Regions from separate parts of the Homo sapiens genome. Here region 2 is linked to region 1. The links are chromatin contacts, found by Hi-C or POLR2A ChIA-PET in ENCODE. All regions are on one chromosome and are shown on one strand. The core of a region is the stretch at or near the end of the contact, and the rest is flanking DNA. Distances in the headings are between cores, read along the strand shown.

Region 1 (6,152 bases), core at 1,295-3,794:
GTTACAGATGGAGAAACTGAGGCAGAGAGCGGGACAGTAACCTGCCTAAGGTCCCAGAGCTCTAGAGTCAGTGGTCTTAACCTCTATTATGACCTCTCACTTAATGAGGGCCAGATTTCCCCTCTAGCTTTTTATTATGAAAAATTTCAAATGTGGAAAAAAATTAACAAGAGTACAATGAGCACCTGTATCAAAAACCTAGCCCAAACAATTGTTAACATTTTGCTGCATATAGTTTATCTGCATGTGTGTATTTCAATTTTTTGCTGAACTATTTGAAAATATATTATGGACATTATAATTCACTCCTTAAATACAAAACAAAGCAACATTTTCCTGTTTTTTTTTTGAGACGGAGTCTTGCTCTGTCGCCCAGGCTGGAGTGCAGTGATGCTCACTGCAAGCTTCGCCTCCCGGGTTCACACCACTCTCCTGCCTCAGCCTCCCCAGCAGCTGGGACTACAGGCACACGCCGCCACGCCTGGCTAATTTTTTTGTATTTTTAGTAGAGACGGGGTTTCACCGTGTTAGCCAGGATAGTCTTGATCTCCTGACCTTGTGATCTGCCCACCTCGGCCTCCCAAAGTGCTGGGATTACAGGCGTGAGCCACCGCGCCCGGCCCAACATTTTCCTTTTACTTGGTAAATGCATTCTTGGAAAATACATTGCCTCTAAAATCATGCAAAAGTACTTTGCTACAGACAAAAAGGAGTGGAGTTCTAGGTTCAGATAACTGTAAAGAGCTTTACATGAGTATCTTGATATTTAAAAATCAAGCAGAGTAAAGGGACAATTTTTGTTTCTATAAGACAGCCCCTCAATTTGCTGGATGTTTAACATCTTGGTCTCTACCTACTAAATGCCCATTTGAATGAGGAGACAATTGACTGTTGTGTCAACCAAAAAATGCCTCCCATCCCCTCCGTTTCCAGAAAGTCCTCTAGCCAGCTGTGCCTGTTGAGTGTCATTGACTTGACTGGTCTTCTGCTGAAGGAGCTATAGGTTAAATTAAAATAAAATGTGCTGTCACAGAATCCTTATCATCATGATTCAGAGTTGAGGTAATAAAGGTGGTAGAACTTATCTGTAATTCTCCTTTAGTTCTACAACCACATATGCTCTAGATTTGTAAACAAATATTCATTTATTCTGTTGTATTCTACCACCACCACTTTGTTCCACAAAAGGTTATACAGCAGATTTTTATTTATTTAACCATTAAGAGTGTCTCCCCGTGTATTGGAATCGGCTAGGAAATATTCGTAATTGCTACACTTTTCTATATAAAAAGGGACTTGAAGCAGACTCAGGGCCAACACAATGTAGAATCTGTTTCTTCTAGCTTTATTTCTCCCTGTGCTGCTAGAGGTACCAAAGGGTTTGTCTCAACTGTTACTACCCCTGACATATTCCATTGATCTCTTTACTTTTCTCTGTTGTCTGTCAGTCTGTTTGTCAGACTTATCTCAAATGCCACGTTGTTTGCGCGTATTTCTCAAAGCCATCCATCAGGATACAATCTAAATCATCACAGCACATTCTGTCTTGTGACACTAAGCACAGACTGCCTGTGTTACATTTGATTGTGTGTTTCCCTTTTCTTCCACATATGTTTCAGTAGTAATTTCCTGGGCAACTTATGTGTGGCGGGCCTTGTTTGGGATCTTGGAAATAGAGAGATGAAGCTCTCCTACATAGTCTCATTTACTTCCAATTTTGCTTTCTTGATAATTGGAGTAGCCTTTTCTAGCTTGTATCCCCTGCAGTACCTGATGCATTGCCTTGCTCAGGGTAATTCATATATATTTCTGAATTCAGTTTGGAATGAAAGGAGACAAGCAGGCACTTTTGAATCAAATCTGGTGCTGCCACTATGCAACTGTATATAAATCTAACCCAACCCCTGTGCGCCAGGTTCCTTATCTGTAAAACATGGATAATAACAACCATCTTACAGGATTGTTGTAAAGTTTAAAGATGAATTGTATGAAGCCTAGCAGAGTTATTGGCACGTAGTAGGTGCTCATGAAGTAGTTGTTATTGTAAGGGAGGTTCAGTCATTCCTTTAGGTCACTTGAGTGGGCAGTGGAAGCATTTAGGATCTTAATTGTCTTTAGGGAAATGCTTACTTAGTCTGGGGGCTTCTCCGAGAAGCAGGCTCTGGGGAAGGTCTGGCTCATTGCTGATTAACTGTTCCCTTTTTAGAGTCAATGATCTGAGTCTGTGTTTTGGAACCACTTATATAATGTATACCACCTGTTATTTGTGTATTTTTAGAAGTGGGAGTCGGGTAATCCTAGTCCTGTCAGTAAAAGAGCAAACTGTTTACCAGAAGCAGAGCTTTTTTCTTAACACTGACTCACACTGACTCATCTTTCTCATTTTTCTTCCCACCGCCTCATAACAACCTTGCAAGAGAGAGAATTTTTAGGGAATCAGTTGACTTACTTTTTTGTGATTTTCCAAAGTTGAAAGCTTGAAGGTATCAGGTCATTAATTCCATCCCAGGAAAGGCTAAAGTTTATGCTGCCTCGGAGTGCCAGTATGACCAACGCCATGTAGTGAATATCTCACATAAACCCTTGTCTAGACAAACCACTTCTGTTGGCTGAGAGGTTAGACAAGTGCCTGAAGTGTACATGTTAAGAGTAAACACATTTTGCTCTTTGAAAATGGTTGCCTTAAGTTGAACCTGGAAAGTTTGCTCTTCTGAGATAGGAAACCCAAGCAGTATTAGAGTCAGAGCTGTGGTAGCTTCACAGATGGATTTCAGATAACAGAGAGGCCAGACAGCACATTAGATCAGCAAAATGGTGAAGGAAGCTTTATAGATCAGAATGACTGATATCTTTGTGCCTTCATTTAACATTCATTAAATGAACATTTACTGATCATCTGTGATATACTTGGTGCTAGGGTTATGACAGTGACTAATAAAAACATAGTGCCTGCTGTCATGGACCTTATACTCTAATGCTCGTTTATAGTAAATGCTAAGGGAACAGAGAGATGCCTTGGCCTGCATATGTGAACATGTTCCTGTGCACACGGGTGAGGGGAGGAAGGAAGGCTCCTTGGAGGAAAAGGCACCCAAGCTGAGTCTGGTGGGGTGAGTAGGCATTAACTAGGAGAAAAGGGTTAGTTAGGGGAATGTGGGGTTGGCTGAAGAGTATTACATGCTGAAATGAGCTATGAGTCTTGGGGTCGAGAGAAGAGCTTGCCCTTGGAGAAGCTGAAAAAAGTGACCAAAGGACAGTGAGAGGGAAGTTTGGCACAAAATAAATTCAGAGAAGCTAACAGTGACAGCAGAGCATTGTAGACCAGTTTATTAATTTAAAAAAAAATTTTTTTTTTTTTGAGACAGAATCTTGCTCTGTCGCCCAGGCTGGAGTGCTGTGATATGATCTCAATCTCAGTTCACTGCAACCTCTGCCTCGCAGGCTCAAGCAATTCTCGTGCCTCAGCCTTCCCAGTACCTGGGATTACAGGCACACACCACCATGCCTGGCTAATTTTTTTTTTGTATTTTTAGTAGAGACAGGGTTTCACCATGTTGGTCAGGCTGGTCTCGAACTCCGGCCTCAAGTGATTCACCCACCTCAGCCTCCCAAAGTGCTAGGATTATAAGTGTGAGCCACTGTGCAAGGCCTAAAAAATTTTTTAATCCAGATAAATTTAACATATAGTGAAATGCTCATGACAAATGCATATACCTATGTAACCAACACCCCATTTTGAGTAGGAACTTTTAACTTGGTAGTCAGAGCAAGGGGAAGGATGGGTTTTTGAGCAGGGTCCAGACTTGATGCTAATTGCTAGCTAAGAACTGGGACAAGGGTGAGGGGGTGAGGGGGTGGCAAGTACCAGTGGGGACAGAGCTGGAATAGGCAGTAGTTTGCTGGTGGGCAGGAGCTTCCAGCTTGGGGGCAAAAAACAGATTCTTGGTTTTCCTAACTTGTTTTTAGCAGAGGACAAACCTCTAAGTGCTTTGTAAGATCCAAAGTGTCTATGCAGAAGACAACAGACTGTGTTTTTTCAAAGATTTTCTGGGAAGACTTCCAGGCTACCTGCAGTTTGAAGAAAGTCTTCTGAAAAGGGCAGGGGGCGTGGGGGCACCTACAGAGACAGGATTTCCCCCAACTCGATAAGATACAGGAAAATAATCATCTTATTGATTTACTTTTGTTCTATAGTAATGTGACATTTTTTCTTTTCTGAGAGTAGGGTATTAAAAATTGTTACGGTTTTGGGTTTTACAGATTTGTTGAAGCTTAATATCATTTAAGTGTCCTATTTTAATATCTGTTTTAATATCTGTATTTTTGACAGACTGCCAGAAATCATTTAACATGTTACTGTGCTATTTTTGTTGATGTTGTCATTATTATTTTTGTTGATGTTATTCTTAAAGAAAAAAGAAAAGATACTATCGATAGAATTATCGTCAGTATTAGAAATTAAGAAATGTTTTAATTTCAATTGAAAACAAACAAGTAAACAAACATGAAAATGTATTGAGAGATGTGTGTATTCTCTACCTTTGTTTTATTCCTTTTACAAAAACTATAAGGAATAGTGCTTAACAGTGTACTGTCAAAACACTGACATCTATTTACAGGAAGTTCATTTCTGACCAGAATTGTTTGTTTGTCTCTCCAAAGCTTGCCAAATTCTATAGGTTTTATGTAAGTTTATAAATATTCTTGTAAACATTGGCTTTAAACTAAATCCTTCTAAATATCCAAACTACCATGTATCTTTCTGTGTCTAAATTCAGAGATACCATCCTGTTGGCTTTAGATAAGTTACAGAGTAGTTTAGGCCCACATGATTTAAGCTCACCCACAGTTCTTTGTTGATACTTGAGGATTTCATCTGAAAAGCATCCTGTTCATACTCTGAAAATATTTCTTTCATCTTAGTACTCCCACTCATTTTGTGTGTGTATATGTGTATAGATTATTTTATTGTTCCACATATATGTATATTTATTTTTTGTCCACTTGCTAGGGAACCTCATTTTTTTTAACAAGAAAATACTTGTGTGATAAGGTCATAAAACCCAAGAGTTGGGAGGAATATTAGAGACCTACTTTATTTATTTTATTTTATTTTATTTTTTTGAGACGGAGTCTCGCTGTGTCACCCAGGCTGGAATAGTGCAATGGCGTGATCTCTGCTCACGGCAACTTCTGCCTCCCAGGTTCAGGCGATTCTCCTGCCTCAGCCTCCCAAGTAGCTGGGACTACAGGTGCGTGCCACCATGCCTGGCTAATTTTTGTATTTTTAGTAGAGGCAGGGTTTCACCCTGTTAGCCAGGATGGTCTCGATCTCCTGAACTCATGATTCACCCGCCTTGGCCTCCCAAAGTGCTGGGATTACAGGCATGAGCCACCACACCCAGCCTAGAGACCTAATTTAAAGTTTATTGCTGCTTTATTACTCTGAACAACTACATCATTTATTACCTAAAATAATCTTTTTATTTTCTGTTCTCATTTAGCTGAATCTCTGAGCTTAAAAAAAGTGTGTTTGGCTTATATATCACATTATCCCACATATGTTACAACCAAAACTTAATTATTAGCCATAATAGTGTCTTTTGGCTAATATTAGTAGTAAGATTTTTGTTTGTTTGTTTGTTTTTTGAGATGGAGTCTGGTTCTGTCACCCAGGCTGGAATGCAGTGGCGCGATCTCGGCTCACTGCAACCTCTGCCTCCTGGGTTCAAGTGATTCTCCTGTCTCAGCCTTCTGAGTAGCTGGGATTACAAGCGTGTGCCACCATGCCTGGCTAATTTTTGTATTTTTAGTAGAGACGGGGTTTCACCATGTTGGCCACGCTGGTCTTGAACTCCTGACCTCAGGTGATCTGCCCCCCTTGTCCTCTCAAAGTGCTGGGATTACAGGCATGAGCCACCGCGCCTGGCCAATAGTAGTAAGTTAATGAAGATCTGTACTAAATTTGGATTCCAAGTGAAACATTTCTTTTTTTCTTTTTTATTTATGGCAGAGTAGAGGGTTGATAGATATTTGTTGGCTTTATTAGTTTTCTCAAATTGGTATGTAAAAATAATACTAGATATATAGGTTTAAGTCTCCTTCATAAGATTTTCTTTCTTCTAAACCTTTGGAATATGCCATGCTTTTCA
Region 2 (6,152 bases), core at 1,229-3,728, 62 kb after region 1:
TTTCATAAAGTCCCAGTGCTGTGTGTGGCGGTAGAAAACAGGGAAGTACCTCTGTGTTCATTTCTGGAGGCCTCATCCTAGAGTAAATCATGGCCCATCCAAGCATGCTGGCACAAAATTCATGTGGAGGGAGACTTAGTGACATGTTCTAAAGCGTCCCAAAGAGTAGGCTACAAAACACAACATAAGGTATGGTCCCAAATCATTTCTAAATGTATGTGGCTCTTCTTTATATATGTGGCACTCTTCTCTCCTTTCTCTAGACTGTGTTACCAAGCACCAGGGCTGTTAACTGCTGTCTCTGTAGTAAGAACTACTAATTTATTTTTTCTTTTTTTCGAGATGGAGTCTCGCTTTGTCGCCCAGGCTGGAGTGCAGTGGCACAATCTCGGCTCACTGCAAGTTCTGCCTCCCGGGTTCATGCCATTCTCCTGCCTCAGCCTCCTGAGTAGCTGGAACTACAGGCGCCCGCCACCACGCCCGGCTAATTTTTTTGTATTTTTAGTAGAGATGGGATTTCACTGTGTTAGCCAGGATGGTCTTGATCTAGAACTACTAATTTCATATCTTTCCTCCCCACTCCACCTCTCTTCTGAGCTCCAGCCTCCTAGTTCCATGTACCTAGCCTACCTCTCCCCTTGGAGGGCTCACAGGCATCTCAAAGTTACCGAATAGGCCAAACAGGACTTTATGCCCTCAAATATTCCTCCTTTGTTCTTCCATATGTCAGCAAACCACACTTCTGTCCACCTACTTATTCACACCAGAAACCTAAATTACCTGTCAATCCAACACTACTTCTTGTTGGTTCGATTTCCAAGTTATATCTAGAATCCTTCCCACTGCCCCCCTCCTCCACCCACCATCTTGGCACCTGAACTTCACAGGAGCCTCCTAACTTGCCCCTTCCCAGCACTGCTGTGCCCGGCCGCCACAGTCACCTTTGAAAATGCACGGCTGCTACTTCATGGCCTTGCCTAAAGCCCCTCAGGAACCAAGTTCCAGATGTGGTCTGGCTCCTGCCTACCTCAGCAGTGTCCTTGGTGTCATTGTCCCTCTTCTGCCATGCTCCCGCCTGCTGGCTCTTTCTGTCCTTCCAAGCCCTCATGCCTCCCTCCCTCAGAGCCTTCACACATGCTGTTCCCCTCTCTGTAGTGCTCTTCCCCTCACTCTTCATCTGCATGACGCCTCGTCCTCCTTGGTTCTCAGCTAAAATGTCACTTTGTGACCCCCAGCCTTGATCAGGTCCCAGTGATCACTCCAGCACCCTGCATTCTCCCTTGAAGCCTTGAGCACCAAGGCCATGACTTAGGTACGAGGTGACTTTATGCCACCTGTAGTAGATGGTAAGCTCTGTGAGGCCAGGGACCATGGCCAGTTTGTTCATGGTGGTATCTGTGCCAGTGCCTGGCGCATGGTATTAATAAATGTGTGTACATGTTTGTCAATAATTTTATTTAAAGAAAAGTCTGAGCCCATGTTCTTTAAAATGTTGATGGTGGTTGTCTGGGTGTGGAATTATGAGTGACTTGTTTTGTTCTTTGTACTTTTCTGTGCTTTTTGCTTTGTTTTCAATAAGAGGCAATAACTGTCATTTTGACAGAAGCCACTGTGCTGGGGAACTGGAGCTGTCCTCTCTGCAGAATGCATCTGGACTTACCTCTGCCCCCTTGCCTTCTGTCCCCACAGGCCTGAGGAGCGATGCGACAGGCATGATGGAGGTCGAGTCCTCCTACTCGGACTTCATCTCCTGTGACCGGACAGGCCGTCGGAATGCGGTCCCTGACATCCAGGGAGACTCAGAGGCTGTGAGCGTGAGGAAGCTGGCTGGAGACATGGGCGAGCTGGCACTCGAGGGGGCAGGTTAGAGCCAGCAGGTCCTTGGCACTACTGCATGCCAGAGGCCCTCTGCCGGGCCCCGGGCTAGCCTCCAAGTCCTAGACTGCCCATACTTTCTTAGAGAAGAAACCACATTTAAGTCAGGCCTGCCCCATGGTCAGTGGCAGAGTCCAGCAATCTCTAGGTTGGAAGATGTTTGAGTCTCAGGCCCCAAGGACTCCTCTGGACAGGCATCCGGGACTCTTCCTGTCCCCCTGCCCCCTAGCCCAGGTCCCTCCACTTCTCGCTATCCCCACAGCTATACCTGGCTCTGGCCACTCACAGCTCTCACCTGGCTGACTTTAGCGGCCGGCTTCCCTGGGCTCCCTACACCCATCTCCGCCCTTCCTGTTCAGCTCTATGCAGCAGCCAGCAGACCCCATTTAAACCATTCTGTCCATCATGCTTCTGCCAAAAAAAAAAAATCCCCCAGTGGCTTCACTGAGTGAAGCTAAGCTTGTCACATTGCCCTGGGGCAGTCCTGCTGTAGGCCGGGCCCTGCCCAAGTCTCACCCGGTGCCACTCCTCTCCCTGACACCCTCCAGCTACATCTACCTTTGGTCTGTTTCTCAGTCAAGCCTCTCCAAGGGGCCTTCTCTGAGTGCTAGATCAGCCTTCCCCAATCACATGACCCTCATCACTCTCTGACAAGGTCTCAGGGGTCTAAATGTGAGCGCCGGGAGGGCAGAGGCCTTGCATTCTGTTTGGCACACAGCAGGTGCTTGGTAACCACAGACCGAATGACAAAAGGAAACAGCATCCACCCACCCAAGTCCTGGCTGGAACACCCCCACCCCCTCCATTCCCCCAGAGAACCCCTTGGCTCAAGTCCACAGTCAGCCTGGGAATTTCCTTGGGAAGCTTCCCTGACCCCTGCACGGCTGAGGCCTTTCCCTCCTGCTCTCACAGCGCCACAGAGGCCGTGTGTGCTTCTCACAGCACAGCCATCAGGCTGCAACTGTCTCCCCGTGGGCTGTCCGGAGGGCCACAGCCCTGCCCCTCCCTGGGTAGCCCTAGTCTTCTTGCCCCTCACTGGCCAGAAGTGAATCAAAAGTACAGAACAGAGAAGACTTTGCCGGGGCTTGGACCCAGCCCTCTCATGTTACAGATGGACAAACTGAGGCCCAGAGAAGTTGGAGGACTTGCTCTGGGCCACCCAGGGAGTTAACATAGAATCTGGCCGGCTTGAGAGAGAGCCCCCAGCACCCTGTCGACGGAACCCCACCCCAAAAGCCTTCCCTGTCCCATAATCTATTCATTCTCCTCTGTCACGTGGCCCAGGCAGAACCTCCACAGGCTCACCCTGCTCGCCTCTCCAGCATCAACTCTCATCCTCTCGCCAGCCATAGTCAAGTACTTTGATCGCTCAGAAGCCCCTGTGGGCCTTCACACGCTGCACCTCTGTTTGCTTCTCCCCTCCCTCCCCTTGCCTGGCTGGGTTCTCTTCATTCTTAGAGACCCAGGCATCTGCTCAGCTGAGAAGCCTTCCCTGACCGCAGTACCCCTCCCAGACCGGGGAGGCACCTCTTCTCCCTGCTGCCTCCATGAGCCCACTGAGCATAATGGCCCTGCTCTAGACTGAGCTTCTCCAGCACAGGCTCTGTGTCTTGTGCCCTCGGTGCCTGGTGGTGTTTGGCACATGATGGAGGTACCGAGTCAATGGCTGTTCATTGACCGACTGAATGACCAGCATGTCCAGCTGCCACACTGGGCACGCTGCCCTGGGCTCTCTCTCAAGGCTTCTGTGTCCTCACCCTCAGCTCTGGTGAGCTCTGTTCTGTCTCTCTCTCCCTCAGCAGTTGTAGCTGCTGGCCCATGTGCCCAGGCTCTCCTAACACCTGTTTTCCCTGACTCAGATTCCCTAAAGTATGGGTCCTCTGGCTACATGACATTCACCTGCCAGGGTGACTGACATTTAAAAAGGGGGCCTGAGGAAAGAACAGTGCTCACTGAAGGAAAGGAAACACTCACGGTGGCGTCCAGGCAAGAGTGACTGGCCAAGGAGCCTTCCAGGAAGCCCGCAGGGAGCAGTTCCGTTTCACAGGCGGGGCTGCGGGCCACGCCCACTCCAGCGACTCCCCAAGGCAGGGGGAGTACAGAGTTCCAGGCGCCACCCCGCTGGGAATAAAAGCAGGCTTTCCAGGCAGCGGGCTCGGAATAGGGTCCCGAGCTACCACCCACTTCCTAGCTTGCCGCAGGGGCACAGTGAGGCAGTGCTGATGTCAGGCCTCTATAAACCTTCAGGAATGCTGCTTATTGGAGGAGGTTAAATTTGGTAGAAGGGGTACTAGCCTTGGTGGCAGGCAGGGCTCTCCACCCTTGATCCAGGCAAATCAGCTCACCTCGCTGGGCCTCGGTTTTCTCATGCATATCATGACCCTAGTTACACCTCCATGTTACTGTGTGCATTGCACGAGAAAGTGCCCATCCATCTGCAGACCCTGGAGCTTGCTATAGGGTGGTGATTCTCCTGGTTCTGTGAAGGGCTTAGCCTGAAGGATAAAAAGGTGTGGTCTGGTTGGGCTGGATTTGAACTCAGGCCCTCAGTGAGCTTGTAGGGCACCTAGTAACATTGCACAGTGTCACTGGGGTTTAAGAATGTACCACCTATTGAGCTCTGCCCACATGCCAGGCCCCACGTGGTGCACCTTATGAAAAGACACCTGTTTATCATGCAGCCTGAGGAGGAAAGCATGGAGACTGGGGCCTGGGTGTGAGTTTGGCACTCCCCTCAACCTGCACTGCTGGTCCAGTGGGTGGCAGGAGCTGCCTGTCCCACCTTGCACAGGGGGGCTCAAGGGAAGCTGAAAGTGAGGAGACTTGGCTTGTATCCTGACTCCCCTCAGTGAGGTGCTCCATCTCTGTGAGCCTGCTGCTGCCCCTCACCCCACCAAGATGTCTGACAGGATGGATTTGAGAAGGAGGTACAACACACACCCCATGATGCACGGTTGGCCCCCACAGACTCTGATGCAGGCCACACCCTGGCGCTCCCTGAGCTGGCCTGGTTCAGTGCTCTTTACTCTCTTAGAAGAACATTGGCCGGGCACGGTGGCTCACACCTATAATCCCAGCACTTTGGGAGGCTGAGGCAGGCAGATCACCTGAGGTCAGGAGTTTGAGACCAGTCTGGCCAACATGGTGAAACCCCGTCTCTACTAAAAATACAAAAATTAAAAAAAAAACAAACAAACAGAACAGCTGCCATTTGCTGAGCACCTGTGACACACTGGGGACTTAACATCTGGCCTCTCCCTCTGGGGAACCTGCACAAACAAAGCAACCTTCAAGAGCCCTTCACTTGATGCTTTAAGCACCCATCCATAATGGCCCTTAATTGACTCTTAATTATACTAACAAACACTATGTGTATTTCCATGTAAAAAGATGTTACAGACCAGGCTAAAGTCCATAGGCCACCACCACCTCAGTCCAGCTCCAGCTCGTCTTGCTCCCCAGGGCATATCCACTGCTATCAGTTTGGCTGGGCCCTTTCACACCTCCTTCTGTGCATTACTTTGTGTATATGTGCCCAAGAAAAACCTCTTTCTCTCCTCTCCAGAAGGACAGGTGGAGGGAAGCGCCCCAGACAAGGAAGCTGGCAACCAGCCCCAGAGCAGCGATGGGACCACCTCGTCTTGAATCTGACCTTGTCCAAGAAGGCTGGACGAGAGACCTTCTGTCCCCTCCCAGAGGGGGAACCCTGGCACTGGCCCAGCAGCCTCTTCTCTGAGCTCCATGTCCCAGATAAACCAGGCCAGACTGAGAAGGCTCCCCAGAGGCCTCTGTGGCCTCCACTCCGGGAAAGCCCTCTGCCCACACCCACAGGCTTCACATTCCCACCACCTTCGCACCGTGCCCAGGTACACTTTCAAGACACTGTAACCACAAGATGTTATTTATTGAGCTGGCGCCGGGACTTGGGCGGGGCCTGCCCTACAGTGAGCAGCCCACACAGGAACGCTCCTCTCGCGAGCGGCCCGGGCAGGGACCCTGTCCCAACACCAACACCTCCTCTCCAGCCCAATCTTCTGGGTCCAGACCTGCTTGTCCCTTTTTTAGAAAACACTTTTAAACTTTTTAAAAATTTTAAACCTTTTTTCAGCAGATATGGAGAGAGCTGACAATCAATTCACATTTTTTAAGCCATTTTAGCTAAACTGTCATTGTGCATCTCTGAGGTTCCCTCATGGAGCTCCACAGATCCATTTTTAGGGAAGGGATTTTGGCTCAAAACGATCTGACCACCTCTGCCCTGTCCACCAGGATAAGTG

The links. Hi-C counts contacts between places; a loop is a spot of excess contacts on that map. ChIA-PET counts read pairs that join two places held with the same protein, here RNA polymerase II (POLR2A). Pooled maps may share reads with other maps.
Region 2: a map of endothelial cell of hepatic sinusoid shows a loop between it and region 1 (5-fold over the local background). The contact joins two enhancer-like sites. A Hi-C loop is called at or near these places in 6 of 168 maps with a recorded cell type or tissue (cardiac septum, colonic mucosa, endothelial cell of hepatic sinusoid and 3 more) and 1 of 50 pooled maps. POLR2A ChIA-PET finds 5 or more read pairs at or near these places in 8 of 52 experiments (B cell, MCF 10A, Panc1 and 4 more).

Annotation. Positions count from the first base shown.
Region 1 is chr20:44,550,732-44,556,883 of GRCh38, forward strand. It overlaps a transcript of PKIG not described here. Among named protein-coding and RNA genes, the nearest start is that of PKIG, 29 kb to the right of the region's middle. Within about 2 kb of position 2,545, at least 5 of the 41 ENCODE cell types and tissues checked have a DNase peak (open chromatin) inside an H3K27ac peak, as active enhancers do.
Region 2 is chr20:44,612,845-44,618,996 of GRCh38, forward strand. It overlaps PKIG (cAMP-dependent protein kinase inhibitor gamma), which reads left to right. Exons shown (of 4, transcript NM_001281445.2): 3 at 1,690-1,863; 4 at 5,441-6,152. The coding sequence starts at 1,713. The coding sequence ends at 5,520. Among named protein-coding and RNA genes, the nearest start is that of PKIG, 33 kb to the left of the region's middle. RefSeq lists enhancers at 2,906-3,035, 4,930-5,657. Within about 2 kb of position 2,479, at least 14 of the 41 ENCODE cell types and tissues checked have a DNase peak (open chromatin) inside an H3K27ac peak, as active enhancers do.